Regions from separate parts of the Homo sapiens genome. Here region 2 is linked to region 1. A link is a loop called in an ENCODE intact Hi-C map of the cell type or tissue named here. Cell type or tissue: heart right ventricle. All regions are shown on one strand. Links, peaks and the distances in the headings refer to the core of each region. The heading gives the core; the rest is flanking DNA. Region 1 has its middle 140 kb from the start of LINC02098. Region 2 holds the start of LOC124902789 (a long non-coding RNA gene).

Evidence for each region. Hi-C counts contacts between places; a loop is a spot of excess contacts. Peaks named below come from ENCODE experiments on the same cell type or tissue, not always from the same donor. Only the 100,000 strongest peaks of a DNase experiment are listed, where the experiment ranks them.
Region 2: it touches region 1 in a loop (2.1-fold over the local background); 13 of 110 quality-filtered maps call a loop at or near these places.

The regions. Positions count from the first base shown.
Region 1 is chr11:128,341,920-128,353,764 of GRCh38, forward strand. No RefSeq gene overlaps it. Among named protein-coding and RNA genes, the nearest start is that of LINC02098, 140 kb to the left of the region's middle. In heart right ventricle, for the core only: no CTCF peak of the experiment used is centred there; no DNase peak of the experiment used is centred there; H3K27ac peaks cover 930 bases.
Region 2 is chr11:128,402,051-128,413,895 of GRCh38, forward strand. LOC124902789 (a long non-coding RNA gene) reads left to right here and starts at 11,098. Exons shown (of 2, transcript XR_007062948.1): 1 at 11,098-11,408. In heart right ventricle, for the core only: no CTCF peak of the experiment used is centred there; no DNase peak of the experiment used is centred there; H3K27ac peaks cover 1,435 bases.

The sequences.
Region 1 (11,845 bases), core at 1,414-9,413:
GTCCCAGAGGCTCCTGGGTCCTCCAGCAGGAATCAATGTGCACATTTCCATATCAAAGAAACAAGCTCCCCGCACAGGACCTCAGTGAAAGGAGATCTGCACTGAGAAGAAAGCGAAGTTAGGCGCCTCGGCAAGCATTTAGAAATAACTTTAAGCACCAGCAGCTCAGGCCTCATTTTTGTAATGCTCAATCACGGATCACCTATCGACCAACCCATCAAACTCCCCGCCCCCAGCACTTTTATTTCTCCTCTTTAGGAAGTACACTTCAGTATCTTTGGCACAGTGCATGAGCACGACTAAAGTAAAACATCGCAGAAAACATAGCTTTAGTCTACCCTTCGTGTCCTAAAAGGAAAACCAGTAGCTTCCCAGGCCACCGGAAGGGCAACACATGTCCTCTGCAGTTTCTGCACACGGGAAGGTAAAGACAGAGAGAGGACCTACTCCTCAACACAGAAACATTTCAAAATCTTTCCTCGCCTGCAACCCAAGCTGAAGTCATTCTCCCCAGAAATAACAAAAGTTGGAAGAGAAGCCGGAGACAGGATAGGTGCAGGAAGCCCACACTTTGAGGGCAGCACTCAGACACCCTCTCCTGTGTGCAGGACGTGCCGAATGTTCAGGTGCAATGAGAATGAGCCATGCTTGGCTTACGAGGGCAATCTGGCCCATCAAGTGGCCTTCGCCTCTGGGAGTAACAAAAATGCACTTCAAAATAGCTTCTGTAATCAAGCTGCATGGGTGGAGTACTCCCCAGCTGACTCCAGGAAGTTCTCTATCCAAAGCTATTCATTAGGCCAGAGCTGTGCAAATAATTAGTCACCCACTTGCTCCATAACCCTCCATGACAGCCCAGGCATTGAGTCCAGGTGGGACCATCAAGCCATGCTCTGGTGGCTCATGCATTATCATAGAAATGGGAGGCTTTATTTATTTTACTAAAAAGAACAAAAACAACAGACTGCTGTCCTTTAGACAATAGGATCACGTCATCTGAGCCCTCTGTGCCCCAGGTGACAAGCCCAGCCCCAAGTTCTCTTTCCTCAGCCTCCCCACACATGTTCTGGAGGAGATGGGCCCAGCAGGCTGCTCTGAGGCCTGGCTGTCTCATCCTGAGAATGCGTCACCGTGAAGTGCCCTTGCAGATGTTTCCTGGGCTAAGCCTGACAAGGCTGAGAGCAGAGACTTTGGCAGCAGGAGGCCAGGGGGAAACAAGAGGCAGCCCTGAACTCAGCCTTCACGGCCCTCCCTAAACACATGGGCCAGCCACAGGGAAGAAAAAAATGCCCTGTAGCACAGGAATCTAAAACATTGCTGTTGTTCTAGTTAATAAAAGGACTTAGAGATTGAAAAGAAGTACCATCTGTATGGCTGGCAACAGACAGCATGATTTTGATGACTGACTCTGGGGAGATCTGAGAAAACAGTACATAATATGTCCTTACCTCTGCTCCATCATTCATGACCCAAGCTCCTGCCCTGTCTTCTCAGGAAGATTCTTACAGTAACTCCAGTTTGGAATTCCCCTTTCATATTTGAAATAACAACAGTAATAGTGACCACTAATGCTTACCGAGTGTCCACTCTGTGCCAAGCATCGTGTTTTTATCATCTTTTTTGTTAGGCACTGTACATGGATTAATACAATTACAACCCACCACAACCCCATGAGATAAGTACTTGTACTATCCTCATTTTATGGGTGATGATACAAGAAACAGAAAGGTTCAGCAACATGCCTAAAGCCACACAGCTACTATGAGGCAAAGTCTAGGTTTGAACTCAGAAATTCTGACTTCAGACTCACTTATCTTATTATACTTCACTTAGTATCTCCCATTAATTAATTCATTCATTCTTCCTTTTATTTGTTAATTCACCAAATATTCTGGGAAGCTACTTGTCTAGACACTGTATGAAAAATGAGAATGGATACAAAGCAACCTCAGACATGAACTCAAGGTCCTTACAAGCTTAAACGTATATGATACATTTCCAAATAGCAATACTATGAGGACAGCTGATACTCACAACATAAGTCTTGGTGGTCACAGGAGATCTATCATAGGATTTCACGAAGAACCTGACACTGAAAACCAGAACTTGAGGGAAATAAAACCAAAATAGAAAGCATTGCTCACAGAAGCACGTTCAAGCGTAGCCCAGCAGAATGCATGTTTATAGACAGCAATTTTCTAGATTGGTAATTATGACATATGCATGAGTAGCACCATGAGTGATAAGAACAAGACTGGCAGGTTATGGCCAAAAAATGAAGATTACTGAGTTTAGGTTTATTTGTAGACCAAGGGGAGTCCATGAAGGTATTTGAACAAAAGAATGATGCAATGAAATTGTGCTTTGGGAAGATTAATCTGCAGTGTACATCGTGACTAAGTTAGAAGGGAGAGAAGAAACAGAGGATGAGTTGGGTGACTATCACAGAACAGGCAAGAGATAATGGCAAGTTAAACCAGAATGAGATGGCAGTGGTATAGAGTAGAGCTGCTGGGGAACCCGCAGGGAAAGTTCAATGAAAGGACGTGTTGGCCTTCTGTATATGAAAGCCCATGGAGGGGAATTGTGCGTAACTAGGGGGCTGGAGGAATATTGTTCTATTAAGAAAGAGAAGAATTATGAGGATGGTGTAGTTTATGTGAATAGTACCAGAGAGTTTGACTTTGAGCTCCATGTAAGTATGTACATACTTACAAAGCAGAGAACTGAACATCTTTGACTATAGCTTAGGAGAGAGTTCCAATGTGCTGAAAGAAATTTAAGCATCATCCACACAATAGTGGCCATTATAATGGTAGATGGAGATGGAATTGACATAAAACAGTAATTGCAGAATTTTTTAAATTATAGAATGAAAAATAATACAGGCTGGAAGTTCCCTGAAGGTGTCACATATCCCTGATTTATATTCAAGGCCATAGGCTACACAATAGGCTTACAATAAATAGTTATTTGTGGAAAAAATGAAGCCTTGTAGATTCAGGATAAACTAGAAAATTAGTCTGGACAGCTGCGGAAACTTTAACTTCTACCCTGAAAATCATAGTAGTGGACAAATTAAACTAAATTTCTTCTCTAAGCCATTGGTAACTTTCAGCTCTAAAATGTCAAGCCTTTCAGAAGAGTGGACTTGTGTTTCCCATCTCCACATCCCATCCGCAAAATGCGGGCAGAAGTTTCACCTTCAGCCCTAGAAACATCTTTTCAAACTCCACAGAAGAATTTTAGACACTGTTCTAAACTGCAAAGTAATTATTAAATGTTGCATTTAATATTAAAAAAATAAGTCCCTTTTATCAACTTCTTATAAACAGAAGTTGTTTTTAAGAATTGCTCAGCCTGGTTGACAGATTGAAGAGGGTGAATTCTGAGTTAGGGCTCCAGCCAGCTTTCCCCAAATCAAGGATGATGGACATGATGTGTGTACACTTGAGATGGGTCAATATTCAACAGTGGCCAAAAGCACACGCTGAGCGGTAGAATAATTTCCACTCGAATTTTCAGGTCAACCCTCTAAGAGATATTTGGGGCAACATGATGACTCTGCAGTGGTTTTTCTCTGGTGGTTCTGTGTAGATTGAAGGATGGTTGAGGAGATAAACAAGGAGACAAACAGAGTGTTACCACAGATACCTGAATTTGTTTCTTCTCATCAAAAGTTATTTACCACACACTGGTTCTTTTGATCTCTTTCTGGTCCCTATCAAAGACATTGGCTTGTACCTTCACCTAATTCTCAAATCAAACTTTTCAAACTTTAAAATTTAAAAAAAAGAATTTAATTCATTATTTTATTTCATCTTTTTACCCTTTCTGCCATCGTCTTTATATTTCCCATCTCCCCAGGTAGTATATGATGAAATTTCCTCACCTTAGCCTTATATGTCAGGGGAAATGTTGAAATTAGCTATTTCTTGGGACCTAACACTCAAACTTAGATTCATTTTTTTGGTCTTATTTTTCAGACCCAAAGTAAGATCAAAGCCTTAACTAAGATCACCCAGCACTGGAGGGACTGTGGTGGGACATAAAATCTACAGCTTCCATAGCCTGGGAGCTCAGAGCATGAGGAAACAAAAGACCATCACTTCATCATCCTCAGCTTCAGTAAGGCACTAGATTTAAAGGGTTAGAGATAGTAATAAGAACCATTTTTAAAACTAGATTAAAAGGTTAAAGTAGAAATTGGTATTGTCGTCTTTTTGTAAAATGCATATGGAGAGGGGGAAAGGAGCATTTCGGTAATCCATCTCCAGTCTGTGCATTTAGTAAGTAAAACGCTAACCAGCATGTCCGCGTCCACACTTCTACAAACACACTCCTCCTCCTCTCTGCTAGATGTAAATGACTCCACAAGTCAGAAGCATGGAGTCGGCCTGAAATATCTTGCCCCTATTCCCTTTCCCTCATATATAATCAATCTCATTAATCAACACTCCCACGTTTAAAGTCTGCTCTAAAAACAAACACATACATATCTATCTTGTCAAGACTAGTAATATCAAAGGGGAATTTTGCCCCTGAGAGGGATATTTTATATATATTTATGGTGCTATTACAATTATATGATCAAGAATCATTGTTTCTGTATTTTTAATTTAAGGCATGTTTCCATGAAGGATACCCATGCATATGAATAAATGAAACTGTATCTGTTTTTCCACAAAGATGTTTGAAATTCTTTCGTGAATTTCACTCAAGAAACTCTTTCTTGAATGCACTTTGCATTCAAGACCCAGGTTCAATCCACAATTTGGGGTAAAGGTCCCCACAATCAAGTCACAGAATCTTGTTTGAGCTAACAACCAGTTATTCTACCCAAAGTAAAGAGTAACTTAAATTTTCCCATTGTTCTTCCAGGCTGGAAGATGTAAGAAACACACACAGTATAGTGTAGGTTTCCTCCATAGTTAAGTACCCCAGAGCTAGGCTGAAATCCAGTGTTGGATTGTTTCCAACTTATAGTAGGGAACCGCCAATGACATGAAAGAGCATTACCTTACCGGACTGATTCATATTCTACTTCCAGTCATAGTACAAATGATCACATGTCCACACCCACATGTGCTCTGATAAGTAGTCAATTGAGAGGAGTGAGTCAGGGAGCCGTAACTTTGCAGCCAACCTGCCAAGAAGAACTGATGCTTTTAGAAATTCAGCAGCTTTCATTGGCATAGAAGTTTCAGCCTTATAGGCCCAGGGTTTCTCTGAGGCAGAGGCAAACCCTGTTGTTATGTTGTTATCTCAGGATTCTTTTTTTTTTTTTTGAGACAGAGTCTCACTCTGTTGCCCAGGCTGGAGTGCAGTGGCACAATCTCGGCTCACTGCAAGCTCCGCCTCCCGGGTTCACGCCATTCTCCTGCCTCAGCCTCCCGAGTAGCTGGGACTACAGGCGCCCGCCACCACGCCTTTCTAAATTTTGTATTTTTAGTAGAGACGGGATTTCACCATGTTAGCCAGGATGGTCTCGATCTCCTGACCTCGTGATCCGCCGCCCTGGCCTCCCAAAGTGCTGGGATTACAGGCGTGAGCCACTGCGCCCAGCCTATCTCAGGATTCTTAATGTAAAAACAGTTCAGTATGGAAAGCGTACTTATGACAGAGCTGTTGCAGAATGTGAAATCACCCATGTGCCTAAGTGTCTCCCTACTACCTGGAACACTAGACCACATGCAGCAGGCCCGCCTCCACAGGTGAAGGCCTCTGTTCAATTGAAGAGGAGCTTTGACACCTTGGAAACAGAGGTGGAGCCAAGAGGCTGGAAAAGCCTACCTGTCACTACTGAATTTTCAGAACACAACTGTAAATACCCTCTGGGTTTATTTGGGAGAAGAATGTGTATTATAAAGTATAGTTTGTAAATCAAAGCAAAGCACATAAATATGATCTTGTTCACATAAGTGCTAAGAAGGGCTAAATATATTTCCCTAGAATCGGCACGATCCCAGGGCTGAAGGCTGAAAGAAACCCCATCAAGCCCAGAAAGACACTGGTAGGTATAGTGGAAATAGTATTTGTCTTAAATTTAAAAAGCAAAGGTGGAACTCCAAGTTTGCCACTATCTATAAGCTATTTATCCCTTCTATATTCACTTTCCTTATGGATAGAGAGGATTGAGTTAGTTGGCTTTTAAAAATCTTTCTCGCATGAAACTGACTGTAATCTAAGTCCCTTTTCCACTTCCTTTTTATTTGGTTTTTATTTATTCATTCAGTATATTCATTCAGCAACATTTATTCAAACACAAGACATTGCTAGATATGCAAATAGCTGCAACACCTTAAGCCCAACTCATGGTCTCCCGTGGCTTTTCATATGTCTTATTCTCTTTGAGCCTCACAATAATCCTGTGAGTATAGGCAAGCCTGTCATGTCTATTGCACTTTAACATGAGGACACAAGGAATTGGTGAGAATAAATGTTTCAACAAAAATGATATGTCTAAAAATGATAAGAAATGGGGTCAGTAACCATATCTTTTTACTCTTGGATTAAACTTTCATCTACTATTTCAAATTTTCTCACCAAAATAATATTCTGCCCTTTTAATTGGACATTATTCTTTATAAAATACCCTCTGGAAAAAACCTAATTTGATCTTTACAAAACTCATACAAAGTTGTTAGAATCAAGCCTATCTGACACAACCAGACACGAAATAAAGACTTGAGCTATGTTAACTCAAATATAGTCGGCTACTTAGCTGAATTCTCATAGGCTAAATATAAGGAAGATTATAAACCACTCATTTTCTGCTATATATCAGGCAGGTACTATGCTATTTTCTTAACATATGTCTATTTAAAAATACTTACAATAGGCTGGGCACGGTGGCTCACACCTGTAATCCCAGCACTTTGAGAGGCCAAGGTGGGTGGATCACCTGAGGTCAGGAGTTCGAGACCAGCCTGGTCAACATGGTGAAACCCCATCTCTACTAAAAATACAAAAATTAGCCGGGCGTGGTGGCATGCATCTGTAATTTCAGCTACCCGGGAAGCTGAGGCAGGAGAATTGCTTAAGCCCAGGAGGCGGCAGTTGCAGTGAGCCAAGATCGTGCCATTACACTCCAGCGTGGGTAGCAAGAGTGAGACTCCATCGCACAATCAATCAATCAATAAATAAATACAATAACCCTCTTCAGAAGGAATTATCATTTAACAGGAAAAAATTAATGAGGCTCGGTTAAGTAATCTGTATAAGGTCACATAGCTAATAAGTGGCTGGAGCAAAACGCAAATATAGGCATGTCTGACTGCAAAGTTCCAGCTCTTCACACAGTTCACAGGGAGAGTCTATAATTGAAAATTGATAAACTTGGTTCCAGGTCACATCAAGCTATCTAACTGATCTCTATCTTTCAAGAGACAGTGTTCCTAACTTAGATATATCTGGAAGGAAAATCTGAGAGGGTGGAACTAAGAAAAAACACATTTACAAATAATATAATCAAATGAATTGGGTGATACAGATGCCAGGATGAGAAAAATTCTACCACAGTCCTACAGAGAGGGGTTGTGCAGCTAGCGAGCAGTGGTTAGTATTATTTCTTAAATGTATCACAAAGCTCTGTCCAATTACATTTTGAAGAGTTCAGTGCTTGAGGCTGGAAGTGTCATAGTTTTATTTGTCAGGATAATGAGGTTATGCTGCAGGAACAAATCAACCCTCAAAATCTCAGCGGCATAACGACAACTATAAAGTTTTATTTCTCACTATGCAAAGCCTGCTGCAGGTCCAGTAGCTTTCCAGGACAACTCTCTTTTGTGAGGTACATCAGGCTCCACTCTACTTCTCCAATATTTTTCTACAACACGCCTGGTCTTCAGGTTCCCATAGCAAAGAAAAAGACACATGGTCAAGTGCTGTCCCTTTAATGCTACAACCCAGAAACAATATGTGCCAATTCCACTTGTAGCCCATTTGTCAGAACTAGTCACATGACCTTACCTGGCACAAGGGAGCTGCGGAGCACGTGGTTTAGACGTTTGGGAAGCTATAACTATCTCTGCCATATTACTTTTCAAGGACAGTAAATCCCATTCCCAGCACATCTAAAGAGTGGGTATTTGGGGTTTTCCTTGCAGGGGCCTCTATCCTTTTTTACCCTTCTCTGTGCACCGGGAGACTGAACCAGACACATCAAATACACGCCCTCCTCTTCACTTCCTGCACCTCTGACTTCCTCTTGTATTACTACAAGAAGCACCTATGGAAGAGAAAAGTAAGGTCAAGATAATGATTGTTTTTTTCTTCCTGTGACATCTCCAAGGAATGAGACTAGGGCTCTACCATTTTCCACTTTAACTCTCTCTTTCTGGGCTCCAGAAACCATTCCTATCCTTCATCCCTTCAGGGACCCCAGCAACCTATTCTTATGGAGCTGAGGGCATTGCACCATTTCTTGTGATTTCTCTGTACTCTGCCCACATTTTTATAAGTTATCTGTCTACTAAACTCTTTCCAGATTACCCAATTTAAATTCTCCTGGTTCCTGCTGAGATACTGACTGATACAAGGGAATTCTGAAAAAGGATTACATATTTTAACTATTCAAAAGAGCCTCTGTTGGACTCTACCACTTGAGTTAGAAGTGTATTAACCTGTAATAGAATTTACTTATAATAACTGCATAAATTGGTGTTCTCTTTCTATTTCTCTCTGCATTTCTATCCATCCTCAGTATCATCAGAAAAGTTGATTGATTTTTTTGGATAGTTTGTGTTCTTAGAATCCCCTAGTGACCTCTCATTACCATAGAAAAATATCCAAAATTAATAGCCCAGATTTCAATACACTCCATTAATCAGCCAATTTTCAGTTCACTCCAGGTATATTGCTCTCAATTCTCCAGACCAAAGGTTAGTAAACTATAGCGTGTGGGCCAAATCTGGTACATTTATAAATAAACTTTTATTGAAACACAGTCACACTCATTCATTCTATGTGTCAATGAGTGTCACATAGCTAATAAGTGGCTGGAGTGAAACGCAAACATAGGCATGTCTGACTGCAAAGTTCCAGCTCTTCACACAGTTCACAGGGAGAGTCTATAATTGAAAATTGATAAACTTGGTTCCAGGTCACATCAAGCTATCTAACTGATCTCTATCTTTCAAGAGACAGTTATCCTAACTTAGATATATCTGGAAGGAAAATCTGAGAAGGTGGAACTAAGAAAAAACTCATTCACATAGAATGAATGTGAAAGAAGGGTAAAAAAGGGTAGAGTGCCCCTGCAAGGAAAACCCCAAATACCCACTCTTTAGATGTGCTGGGTATGGGATTTACTGTCCTTGAAAAGTAATATGACAGAGATAGTTATAGCTTCCCAAACGTCTAAACCACGTGCTCCGCAGCTCCCCTGTGCCAGGTAAGGTCATGTGACTAGTTCTGACAGGTCACACTCATTCTATGTGAATGAGTTTTTTCACATAGAATGTACTGTCTGTGGCTGCGTTGACAACACAACAGTAGAGCTGAATAGTTAAGACAGAAACTACAGAGCCTACAAGCCTACAGTATTTAGTATCTAGCCGTTCACCAGAAAAGTTTACTACCCTGGTCTCTAGATCACAGTATCATCAAAAGCATTCACATATCACATTGTCGCAGGCCTAGAGTGAGGATAATCTCTGGTATCAACTTCATCTGTAAAAAATTAGACTCAGATACCGTTTCCAATCTTATCCCTTCAATAAAATGTTTCAAAGTTTCCAGCTAGATTTTTCCAGCAGCTTGTTTGCAACTTTACTTAGCATTTCCTATGTTACTTATTATACAAATTTAGTTGCTTTTATATCTGTTTCTCCTTATTAGATTTGAAAGAAACTTAACAAAAATTACATTGTATGCATCTGTATATCTCCTTTGATGCCTACATAGTGTCTGGCAGCTTTAAGGTATTAAATAACTCTATGTTGACTGAATGAATATCTACAGTAGTAGGAAATATCAACTGCTCTTGAAAGGAACATGATCATGCTTCCTGGATTTGCATGAAGAAATTGACATCATTTGATTCCCCAGTAGTCTAAGGGAAGGGAGGAGATAAAGAGAAAAACTGTACCATTCTTCAAGACACAGTAGCTGCTCTTCTCATCTCAGCTCTTCTCATCTATAGTGAGGAGGAAACAACAGAAACCTGTATTTGCACAGATGTGAAAACAACTTATATTAATGTTGAGAAATAATACCAAGATTCTGAGGGGCTGTGTGAGCTGGAATTAGTCAGTTAGGTAACAGTGGGTAACATAGTGGGATGTCCCAGTATATTTTAGTGTACATCATATTTTTTTCATTATCATCTCCCTCAATAATACCAAAAATATTTTTCTTCCATTAGTATGTTTTATATTTCTTATGATACACTTTGAGATTCATTTCTTCCTTTAAGTTTCACAACAATCTTATACATTATGTTTGGTTCTGTTTTAATATTGGGAAATAAATAGAAAAGACCGTTAAAATAAGTACTCAATCATGTTATCTCTACCTAAAAAAAGAAGAAAAATAAAAGAAAATAGACATTGGTCATAATTAGGAATCTCTTGTATATTTCCTTCCTAAAGTATTTGTGGCAGTGAATGGGATTTATCTTCTGAATTTTCAGACAAATTAAATCCCGAAAAAAAATGCAGCTATCTCTTCTCCTTTCCTCAAGCCAACTCAGTTGAAGCCAAAGGAATAGTTTTGTAAGAGCAAAACCAGTGTACACAGTAGGGATGTTATAGATTATTAATGAAGTCATTTGTGTGGTTCTGACATTAGTTCATTTTCAAGCATCCTTATTTTTGTCACTGCAAATCCGTTTTTCAAGATGGTTTTTCTCCCCTCTCCTCCCAAAGACTATATCCAGGGAGAAGAAATAAATAGACGGCAGAAAGATTCTATGAATTGTATAACCAGGTAGAACTTTGAACTATTAACTTGGGTGGTTTTCCACAGCTCTCTCTTATACCCTTCTTCGAAATCCATTGTCTTGATTACAATTCTACCGGTAGTAATAACTTTCATTATATTCTACTCTGTGGAGAGCAATTGATTCAGCTGAAAACCAACAGTCAAATTGAAGGCATTGAGTTTGAAAATCTGTCCCTATACCCATATCAGTAGTAAAATTCTTAAAAGTCAAGACTTTCAAACACATGAACTAAGGTTTGGAGAGAAAGGGAGAAAAAATGGAAAAGAAGGCATTATGATCAATGTTATAGTTAGGATGTTTGTCCCCTTCAAAACTCATGTTGAAATTTAACTCCCAGTGTAGGATGTGAGACCTAAATGGGAGGTGTATGTGTCGTGGCGGCAGATCCCTCATGAATACATTAATGCACCAGGGAGGAATGAATAAATTCTCACTCTGTTAGTTTCCATGATTGGTGGTTGTTAAAAAGAGCTTGGTAGCTCCCCTCTTGCTCTCTCCTGCTTTCTCTCTCGCCATGTGATCTCTGCACATGCCAGCTCCTCCTTCCACTTCCTCCATGAATAAAAGCAACCTGAGTCCCTCACCAGAAGGAGATGTCAGTGCCTTCTTGTACATCCTGCAGAATCACAAGCCAAATAAATCTCTTTTCTTTATAAATTTCCCAGCCTCAGGTATTCTTTTATAACAACACAAATGGACTAAAATCATCTAAAAAACATTTTTCCTACTCAAAAGAAGATAAAAGTGTGACCAAGAGTAGGAAGAGGAAAATCATAGAAATGTGAAGAGAGTTTCAATACCCGCAAGTCTACATAAAGAACACCAATTTTTTGCAACAATGCCCATAGACAAACTAAAAGCCCGGAGAATCCCCAAGAGAAAATCTAGATCCATCTGTCA
Region 2 (11,845 bases), core at 1,550-9,549, 60 kb after region 1:
TGTTTTCAAGGCTCTTCACTACACCGGCTCCAAATTTCTGGGCTTGTTCTGCTTCGTTGTTCTTCCTTTTCAAGTGCAATCCTCAGAAGTTAATCAGCTACTCCAGATGAGTTCTGACCAGCACAGAATATAGCAGCGGCATCATTACCTTGTTCTAGTTCTCGGATGTCCATTAATACAATCTGAGTTTAAGTTGCCATTTTTGATTTCACAAATCACTGCTGATGCACATGAAACTCAGCTAATTTTTTCAACCCTGTTATTATGTAAGATACTTACTTAGATTGGAAATAGGTCCACAGCAACCAGCAACAACCACACTGCTCATGAGATTCTCCTGAAAAACAAGCTCAGCCTCCCTCAAAGAGAGCTACGGGACATTTTCAGCCAGCCTGAAGACCACAAGTGTGCCTGGTGCCAGCCAGAATTGTCTTCCATTGAGAGAATTTGCAGATTCTAGTAAATCTCAAGTCTAAACCTCAGCTAAATTATTTAGAAACAATGAGCAAGGGCAGCTCTAACTTGGCCCAATATCTGCAATAATAAAAGTTAATACATTTTGAGCACTGCATACATTATCTAATTTAATCTTCACAACATCCTTTTGAGGTGGGTACTAATTTTACCAGGACCTTGATTTTGGGATGAGAAAATGAAAGCTTATTGAGATTAATCCCTTGCCCAAACTTAGACAGATTTTAAGGGCAAGTAGGACTCAAATATAGATGAGTGGACTCCAAAGCCCATGTACCTAACCACTCTAATCACCAGACTTCTCATTTTCATTGCTAACCTGTCAAGCAATGTTGCTTGAGAGGGAAGGAGATGCATTCCCCCAACACATTATTCTTTCTAAATTTTTTAAGAAATGTTAATAATCAAGCTTAGAAACAAGCAAAAAAAAATGACTCCACAGACATATTAGCTTGGGAGGGATCAAGTTGGTTTCTCCCACAGGTTCTGAGAAGCAGGGAGGCTATCTGGGATCCTCTCATAAAAAATCCTTCTGATTCTGATTCTGATGTCCACCTCACAAGTCAAATGGGGAACTGAGCTTGACAACAAATAGCCGCTTTCTTATTTCTACTCCTTTCCCATAATTTTCAACAGGAGATGACTATGTTTTATCTAATGATCTGACTCTGTGGAGTGGTCTCTAGGTTGCACCCCCCCCCCCCCCGAGTGTGAGCTAATGGAAATGTTTTGGAGACCACTGATCCAACTTGCTCTAGAGTTAGGGCTGGCCCCCTCCATCCAAAACACTCAAGGGCCCTGATATCTTAGTCTGCTCAGTACAAAGCCACACAATCTGACTCTACCCTGCCCAGGCAATAGTGCAGTCCTAAACACTGTCCTCTGACTTCAGGTAGCTCATGTACCAGGGAGAGACCTTTCAAAGACCGGTGAGAATACCCAACTGACCAGTGATTAAGAAAGGGAAATTTCAGATTCTTGCACAGTGAATACACAGTTGAGCCAAGTACAGAATTTTGATTTTCTCCTCTCTGCTTATGGATAATTCATTCTTTTATTTCTTCATCTATATGTGAAAATTTGTTTTCCTTATATTTTCTGTGTTGCTTCTATTCCTATCAGGCTTTCCTGTACACACTGTGTAACTCCAACAGAAACAACCTGAACTCCTAAGGATACAATTGAAACTATTAGTTTGCTATAACTTTTCTATTTGATTTACCAAGATACTCTCCCTATAGCCAAAATAATTATATAGCAATCTATGTTGTAGCAAAAGGAAATAAACAACGGTGTTTCTTAAACACTTACATAGAGAGTTTAGATGTATTTTTTAACCTTCTTTTCTCTTTTTCATCTAATTTAAGGTGAGATTCCAGGATCTTTCTCATGAAAGATCCCCAGAGAATGTGCCTGCTAAACTTGATAGAGTCACAAAGCTAGGTTACAAAAGAGAGCAAATTAAATTTAGACCCAAAAGTGTTGATACCACATATACTGACGCATTTCTTCAACAGTTTTCCTTTGTTTATTTATTCAGGGCACTAGAGAAGGTGCTCTAATCTTTTAATAACAGACTCAATCTGCCATTGTCAAAATTATCAACAAAAATAATAAAATGGGTTAAATACAACCACAAAAATTCACTGTGAGAACCAACATTTCTTTCTACTTGAAAATTCCTTCAATTTAGGTGGTAAAAAATTATCTGGATATCTAGAAAGGTACAACTTTAAGTCACCTTTCAGAGTACTAATCCCAGAGTAGTATTTTATTTTAAGGGAAAGAACCTCACAGGGGACAAGAACGCCACAGGGAATTCACTGCAGACTCCAAAATCTGCCAGTTCCTGGAAGGATGGGTTAGTCCCAGCAGTACTGCAGATGATCTAAGAGCATCCCCGCCTTAGGGGAGCTGAGAGGGTGGCATTGACAGCTTCAGTGGAGTCAAGATGGTCCACAAAGGTACAGTCAATGGTGACAGCAGTGAAGAGTGGTTCAGTTGAGCCATTCACATGTAGCTTTTCAGTCTGAATGTAGACAGCTTTTGACTCTTAACCCATGGGATGCAAGTTCCCTGCAGGATGAGGATGAAAAGATACTGGGGAAATAAAAGGCCATGTGATAAGCATCATGAGAAAGGACAAAGCATGTGCTGAAAGGCTTTCAAAGCCACTTCTGATGAAAGTGATCGGGAAGAAGTAGCATTGGAAATGGATGTTGAAAGATAGGTTTGATTTCAACATAGGGTATGGGGGAGGGGGTCACTCTATACAGAAAGTGAGTAAAGTTGGGGAGTGCAAGAATGTTCACAGCACCTACAATTTGTCCAAATGGTTGAAAAACATGCAGAGAATGAGTTGATGTAAGAAAATGACCAGACCAAGGAAAGAATCACTTGGCATATAATGTTAATTTTTTGAAATTTTATTTAATATATAGGATTTGTAAAGATCTTTCTGTAGCAATTTTTTAAGGTCTTCCTTCCTTCCCCCTTTTATACCTCCCTTTAGGCTATAAGTTGCTGAAATAAAGGGAAATATGTTTTTATCTTTTATACCTTCCTAAGCCTCTAGAATAAAGTTTGGTTTGAAAAAGTCAGTAAAATCCAGCAAGCACAGGTACCAACATTATAAAGATGATTCATACATGGTTCCAGGCTTCCCAACTAGTGGAAGAGGCAGAGCTAGAAACAGATGAGTTCAATGTCATCTTTTAAAATGATGGTTATTCATAGGATGCTTGGAAATGCAGAGGGGCACTAAATATTTATGCTCAATAAATAGTTGTGGCCTCGCTGTGTGGGAGTGTTTGGAGATCTAAAGGTAGCATGAGATGTACAAATGTGGAGTTTAGTTTTAAAGAGACCACCAAGAATTGCTTCATTTATGAGTGGCCCTGGCCCTGCCACTGATTAGCTCCATGAACTTGAGCAAGTAATCCTTCTCAGAATGTTTCTTTTGTTGATAAAGTTAGGAGTTGCATGATAATGATGTCTAAGTTTAAATTTTGAAAAGCTTGAATTTTATGCCAGATGGCTTTATTATTTCCCTGGTTCCAGATCCCTTTCCCTCTTGCCTTTCACGCCCTGTGCCCTAGGGCTGTATGGTGTGTACCCCTATAATTCTCCCAGCCTGCAGGGCAAAATGTAAAAACTTCAAGCCTCTTTTTCAGCAGACAGAAGGGAGGGTCAGGGCAGGATCTCGGTAGGTTTTGTCCAAGCAGTCGGCTCACTCTTAAGCTGGCCTGAGGCAGCAGCACCTCCTTACGCTCATGTGCAGAGATCCAGCCCTCCCAGTGCCCCGCTTTGAGTCCCAGGGCTTTTCTCAGCCCTTGCAGCCAGCTGAGCCACTTCTACCACTCCCACCAGCTTATAAGAGAAAGAGACTTCTTCTGTGCTATGTCTAATATTATCAGGTCCATTTTGAAAATGAGACTAACATAGCCACAGCTCCTCCCTCCAAGGGAGACTCTCATAGCACTATTCAAATTGCATGATGAATCAAGCCCTGCTGAACTGCATTCGTAAATCAACCGGACAATGCTTAGAACTTCAGGAGGAAATATGGAATTAGATGTGGGAGCTCTAAAAATCACCTCACAAGACAGAAAGGGAAAGAGAAGAACCAGAAGGAAGACTCAGAAAAGAGTTAGACTTGAGCTGGCAAGAGAAGCACAGAAACGCTTCTTCTCAGAGCCTAGTTATTGTTGGCAAGCACCAGAGCTCTGCTGCAAGGACCTCCCATGGTGTCCAGCAGAAAGAAAAAATCAAAAAAGATGGGAGCACTCGGGTGTTTTCATTTTAATTAGGGTTATTTATAGGGTAAAGATTGCTGTGTTTACATGGGTGCATTTTCTTTCTCAATGGTCATAGTCAGCTTTTTTTTTTGTTTTCTCATTATAGAAACAGAGAAGCAACCTAGCTGCTTCTGGTTAGGACCCATCTGAGATTCCAGAAACCTCTGCTGAGTCAGGTGGAGATTGAGCTGAGTCTTAAGAAGCAAGAGTTCTGAGACTCTGCCACTTCTGCCCCAGGGAAGATGCAAACTGCTGACCTGCCCAGGATGGATGTCCCTGGGAAGGAAGTCTCTGGTGTCAGTCTGGAATGCCAGCCAGGAATTTGGGCAACAAGGAGAAGCAATTGCAAATAGTCTCTCAATGTGGAAGCTGAGAAGTCTGAGTCTGAAACAACACGAGGAGTAAAGCCCCCATGTCTCCCCCTCAGCTCCTCCAGGGTTTGGAAAGAGGAAGGAAGGACCCCTGAGTGTTTCGCTGTTTATTACGAAGAGGACTAAGTAAAGGATAAGGAGATGTAAATGCCAGTCCCAACTCTACTGTAAGCAGGAGCCCTGGGCAAGTCACTTTCCTTCTCATTCTATAAAAAAATGGGCTTCTATGGACCTCAGTTTCTCTTCTATAAAATGAAGAGGCTTGGACTCAGTGGTCTCTAGGAGTCTTTGCTGTTTGATTTTATGAATCAGGGAGTTCTATAAGAAGAGGTCAGAGCTGCCTCACTTACTATTTCTTCAAAGCATCTTTGGCCAAGGCATTGGATTTCTCAGCAGGCTTTTGCCCAACAGCCAGTGGACTGGTGCCTACTTCTGAGCAAAGGGCTAGGGAAAGCAATGGTAGCTGCTCAAATCTACAGGAGTATTTTCCATACATTAATATGGAAAAGCATGTGTCATGGACTGGGCCCTGAGGAACACCTCAGCCTGGTAATTGACAGGAATAATTATTTTTTTCCACTGCAGAGAGAAGTTCATGTGCCTTGAAAGTTAAGGAAGGTAAAAAACACACTTACCCAATAAGCAGACACTCAAATATATGAGCATAATCAGCAAGGTTTGATGTAGACGGGCAAAAAAACAAAAGAAAAGAATGAGCAGTTGGGGCCCTCCACTCCACAAAAGAAAGCCCCTGAGGGTCCCCCATTTTCTCACCAAGTCCCTTATCCTCTCCACACCCCAACTCTGACTGCCTTGTCCATTAAACAGCCTCGAAATACTCCTTGTGTTTGCCTTGGGTAGTGGCGGAAAAAATAAAGAAGAGAGATAAGGGATCAGAAGGAACAGATCTTGAGAAATTTATGAATAATTAATAAGAATTGAGAGAAGAAAGAGAGTGAAAAAAAATTTCCATGGGAAGAATTCCTCTACCTGGACAGGACAGGAAAGGTAATCTTGTGCCTTACCGAGAACCCCAAAGTAGACTGAGCTTGTCCGTAGCCCTTGCCCCCTCTCACCATGTCTTACCCCAGCCATTCTTCCTTCTCCCATAACCTTTCATTCACATCTCCCCATTCCATTTCTTAGCAACCATGTTAGCAAGTGACTAGTGTCCTCCCCATATCCTTACACAGATGTGAGCAGTTCATACTGTCACACTAACTGCAGACTTCATTCTGCCTGTCTCTTTCAATCTATTTAGAAGGGAAAGACAAAAAGAATGGTGAGAAACTACTATTCTGTGACCCAGCAACTGGCCAGAAGTTTCAGATTTGGAGCAAGGCTGAGAAGAGGTTGAAGAAAGATTAGCAACGCTATAATTAGCTGATGGGTACTGTTGTATACACCCTTACTTATAGCAAAGAGAGCTCTCCATGATTCATTGTGTTATTTCTAGGCATTTGGCTCATACCAGCCAGTTTGCTTCAAGATTTTCTCAAATCTTTTGTGGTTCCCATATGCTGAGAAAGCCATTCTTTAGGAGCAGAGATGTTATCTATTCCTCAAGTTGTGCAATCATCAGTTTGCAAAGCCAAAGCCCATTGCTGCCTTGCCAGATTTCATCTGACCCCAAACAATTAAGGGACTAGTATTGGTCATTTGCATGGCATTTTGAATCCCAAAAGAAATATGAAAAAAATCATTTATCCTTGAAAGGTTGACTGAAACAATCTTGCAGCAATTTTTCAGCTCAGCCCACAGAATGTTTACAAATCTCTTCTGACACTAGGCATAGTCCAGCAATGATATATCTGATAGAAATTGCCCAAAGGAGTTCAATACTAAAGCTCTGAAATTGAACCCAAATTTAAAAACACCACAGCCTGATTTCCTTTCAGTCCAGCCTAATATTTTTCTAGCTTTTCTTCTACTAACCAACTTTGAAACAGCTGGCCTGATGCTAGAATAGGTCCTGTATTTAGTTCACAAGTTGGAGGAGGGGTAGTGTTACCCCAAGAAGCAAAGAGACTCCTGTTTTTAAGGCAAGGCCCTCCTTGCACACAACACTAAATCTGGCCCACTGACCATCTAGATTTCCCTTTTAGAAATATTCTGAACTGGAGACCCTTGCAGACACAAGCCCAAGGACCAAGGGTCATCTTTACCTTTTTTTCTGTGTGGATCAGTACTAAGAAAGCTCTCAAGTGTGCCTTGCTACATTTTTGTTCTTAAGACTTCTACTTATATTTTATACACTTTTTATTGTCAGGAAGCTAGGGGCTTCATTCAACATCTCCCTATTCCTAAGATGGAGGTCTATCTATTAATATACATTCTTCCTCTTTTTTTCTTAGTCCAAGACTTTGTATATTTCTGAATCAGCAGTTGTACACATCTGGCACAAACAAGACAATTTTTTAATTTGTCACTTCCTAGTTTTCTGAAAGATGACAGATTCTGTCAATTTCAGCAATCCCCCTCCTAATTTTTTCTGCCATTGTTCCAGAAAAGAAAAGCTTAGAAAAATATTGTCAAATCACTTTTGCTAATCCTCCTGTAGTAAGAGGATTCACTCCATGATTTAATATCTTCTCAGCTTGGCTCTGTAACACTTCTTTCGGATTCTTCTGCTTCTGTTAGAAAGGAGGCTTTGATTTCATCTCAATGTTGCTAGGATGAAGACGTTTGCTAGCCATTAGCTTTCTCATTGCAGCATCAGTAGCACACATTCTTGATTTGTCCCCTGACGTCCATAGTAGCTTTTGATCTCTTAATAATCTAGAGAGTGGTGAAGTGAAGGTGGCAGCAATTGGAAGAGAACTTCCAGCTGATATTTCTGTTGCCCTTCTGCTCTTTCAGATTTTTCTGTCTTCTGGAATATCTTGATCTCCAGGAAGAATGGAGCCAAACACTCACCTTATGATTCAGCCCTCACGCCTCATGTTTTGTGAAATTATATCTGTGCTGAGACATTGCACACTCATTCCGTTTTCCTTAGCATTGATATTATAATACTATTGCTTCAATCTTGGCCTCCTTCCAACCACTGGGAGACAGAGAAGTTGCATGAAGGATATGTGAGGCTATGTTAAACCAGAATGATGATAACACTGCTTCTCCACACATAAGTCATACCCATTCCCACTACCACTAACTCAAATATCTCTGGTGAGCAGGATAATTTCTAATGCTCAGCTAAATGGCCCTTTATTTCAAGAAGTAGAGAGATCTACATTCAAGGACACTTTTTTAAATGGGCAGATCTTGAGATTGTAATGGAATATTTTCTGTGGATATTATTGTCACCCAGGTGAACTTCCTTCAATTTTTATTTTTACATAATCCCTTCTCTACCATCCCTTGATCCTTTTGGCTAGATTTAAATGAAGAATAAAGGCTGTACTAGAACCTACAAGTCCAGATATATAACCTGGCACCTGTCTATATCTCCAATCTCCTCTTCTATCCGTCTCCCTCTCTTAATCAGTTTTTGATAATGGTGGCCTGATGTTCTTTCCTACCACAGTCCCCAGCAATCTTCACACACACACTGTTTCTTCAGCCTGGGATTCTCTTCACCATCTCTAAAATGTAAGCAGCTCCTACACATCCTTCACTTACAGAGACACCGTATCTTCCACACAGACACTCCTCGGTCATCTCCAGACTAACTCGCTGCTAGTGAGCAACTGCAACTTATGTTCCCATGTATCCATTCAATCTTCTCTTAATAAGCATATTCCCTCATTTCTGGGGGACTCTCTGTCCCTCGCTCTTGAACCACATCTCATTTTGGTGAGGCTCCACATGGCACAGGCTTATGCCAAATGGTGGTTGGTATGAAGATGGGTTCATTACACAATCATACTTTTTCTGAGGATGTTGGAATCAACATCTCACTTTTTCCTACTGTCTTGGAGCTGGGATGTGAGCTGTAATGCCGCTGTAGCTGGAACCCTCTCAAAATGGCATTAACACAGTAGACGCAGAGCTTTGAAATGGAGAAAGAGAAACCAGATATAAATGGCTATGGAATTACTGTTGCCAGGGAAGCCTGAAGGCTTCAACTTATAAAATTCCTCTTCTTCTTCTTCTTCTTTGTTTTTATTTTCGATTAAAGCAGCTTGACTTGAGTTTTCTCTCATTTTTAAAAGAAAAATTCTCCGTTGCACACTTTGAGCACCCTGAGTCTTCTCACATTTTGGCATTCACGACAAGGGTAAGCATTTGTTCAATTTCTATCTCTTTCATACTAGATTGGAAATTCCATGGAAGTTGGAATCCTATGAGTCTTATATATCACTATTTCTCTCGTTTCTAGTACAATGTGGAGCACATAATGAAATATCAATAAAATATTTCTGAATTTAATGAATGAATGAATGGGAGATTCTGAGATCCCAACCCCTATCAGGCCTTTTGTTCCATGATCCTGATCTGAAAAAAGTGAATCTAGTTCCCAGTGCCTAGACTTGCTGTTCTGTTATGGAAAGATCTCTATTAGGGAGCATTCCCACAGTGTTTTCAGTCCCTCACTCCCTTGAAGAGTAACTTATCTTATGCCTTGGCTCTGTAGCTTGGCAAACTCTTCATGCACCCTAACTCCACCACTGCACAACTCCTATAAAGTCTGAACTTTGATTGGAGGTGATGAGGAGAGGAAGTGTTCATGCAATGTAGAGAATCTCTTGAAAGCCCACATGACCTTTGTAAAGCCTTATTTTTCAAGAGCTTCAGTGGCAATAAAGGCAATTGTTTAATCTTCAACCTGTGGAATCCATTGGCTATCCCTTAGCTGGTTATAAACAAAGGTAGGAAAAAAATGGGATACTACTTATTTTCCTTGTGAAGCCCAACATATGGTTGGAAACATTTAGAAATAGAAAAGGATTGGAATTTGGTAAATTAAATGGCATTTTTACCTCAAGGCTTCCTGTGGGGCCTTGATTATAGGCATGAGGCTATAGATTTTAGCAACTAGGTATTGTGGGATTTTGACCCTATGTCACGGGGTTGGTTCCTATATCTGTGTGGCTGGTTTTTAACTAGTGCACTTGTAAAGGCCTTAGCCTTTAGAAGTAAATCATATGGCATTTTGACTTTTATAAGTCACTAGAGTTAACGGCAACTTTGTTTGCAAATGATAACTTTTTGTAACATTCAGAAATCTAAGCAAATGCCAACTAAATGGGGTGAGGGGCTTAGTAAACCTGTGCAAGCCATGTTATTTCTGGCAAGGATCTGATCAAAGGAAAAGAGTCTTCCTGTTACACACATTTAGGCACTGTGGCAGAACAGGGAGGAGCCGAGGGATATCCAGGAAGGGGTGCCGCAGAAGAGTCGTTTGCTGTTTGAACTGTGTTTCTCAGTCAAGAAAGGAGTTCTCTATTTTAAACTTCAAAGGTAGCTACTTTGCGTTTGTGCTACAGAGCACTGTTATATGTGAGATGCTAGCTTTACACTTTTAAACCAAGAATAGTTAGTCCTTGATTAAGTACCCATAATTTTGTTCATTGTTGATATTATTTTGAACCTCTTTTAGAGCCTGGAGAGGAGGTAGGGAAGAAATAACTTTGAATTCAAGTGGTTTATCCACAGATCCAAGAGTCACCACAGAGTAAATTGCTTTAGTTAATTACGTAAGTTTAGAAAAGGGCCTTGGACTTTAGAGTTCCAAGCTACAGTTTTTCCCATGGAAAAGCAGGAGATTGTTTTAGTAAACGAAGAAGAAAAACTGAGGGTCCTTATTTTAAACATACCATTATCTTAGAATGTTACAGAGAAAAAAAATTGATGAAATTATTATTAACCTGAAGGCCAGAGGCAAAATTTAAATCCTAAAATACTTGCTGTCTAGGAATCAAGGCTGCTCAGAGAAATCTAAGAATGGAGTAGTTTGAGAACAAAGAAACAAACATGTTTCACTCACACAAACAGAACAAGAAGAGCAATAAAGTATTAAGAAAAATTATCCAAAAATAGGGGGAAAAAATCAAAGAAGGGTGGGTGGTGTTTCCTTTCGATATCATGCTGGAGCATTGCTTAATAGGCCCACCCAAGGATTCTTTCATTTTCCTGGGGAATTTGCTTATGTTTGTCATTCCTTTTATAATTTTATTAGAGTGCAGACATTGTAAAGTTTCAGGTTAACTTGCATATTTCAGTCCAGTAGAGAAGATAATCCAAAAGGTTATAGTTTTATTCCCCTGTAGAACATTAACCAATTTAATACCTATTTTACTTATTTTACTTAAATGCCTGTAAAATGTCCAGTTCCTCAAAACTTCCCCCTTTGAGTAGCTTTACCATCTTACTGATTCCCTTATTAACAAATGAATGTATATTTGAGAACTAGTCCATCCATATTTGCATGAGAGTACTGTTTTTAACTTTCTGAAAATTAATCTTTAACTGTTTTGAAGGTCCCACTGACCTACCCGTGGAACTCATCTTCCAGAGCCAGTTCAACTGTGTTGCCTAAAAGTACATCTCACAAATTGTTAAAGTCCTGAAATGTCTTTTTTGGGTTCCTGGAGTGATTCCCAAGTGGCACCTACAACTTCACCTGTCTTGACTTTTTCTGGTCTTTTTCTCCTGATTTTGTATTTTCACTTTTGTTTCTTTACTTGACCAAGTTTGGCTCTGGGTATGATTTATCTGTGGCTGATGTGGTATTCCCCATAGACGGCAACAATGATTGAGAATCTGGTTTTGTCATCTGTCCATTTGGTGATCTCTTGGATAACAAGAATCTAGTCTCTCTAAGGTGAGAAACAGTAGATAATGTGGTTAATTAATTTTTGTTTGTCTTTTTGTCTACCCATGAGCTCAAATAAATATTGTATGTCTTCCAAAAAGGATAACAAATCTTTGAGATCCAGCCCGGTGAGTGTGTTTTTGTGTTTACTTTGACTCATGTCTGAAGTTATAGAACTGAAGCCATGGGCTCTCTGTATATCTGTAAGTGAAGAAAGCCTTTACCTCTCAGTACATAAATGTGAAATATTCTTCTACCTCTGGAGTGTATTAAGAAATTATGTCACAAAGTATTTTAAATTATGTTCTATGTTGTAATTAGCTTAGAGAGAATACGTGCTTAAATGAATCTATTATTTTCCCAGAATTCAGAATATTTTCCTAGAAAATAAACTAAAATTTTAATATTTTAAATATATTTTAAAGACTATACTTTAAGTATTTTTT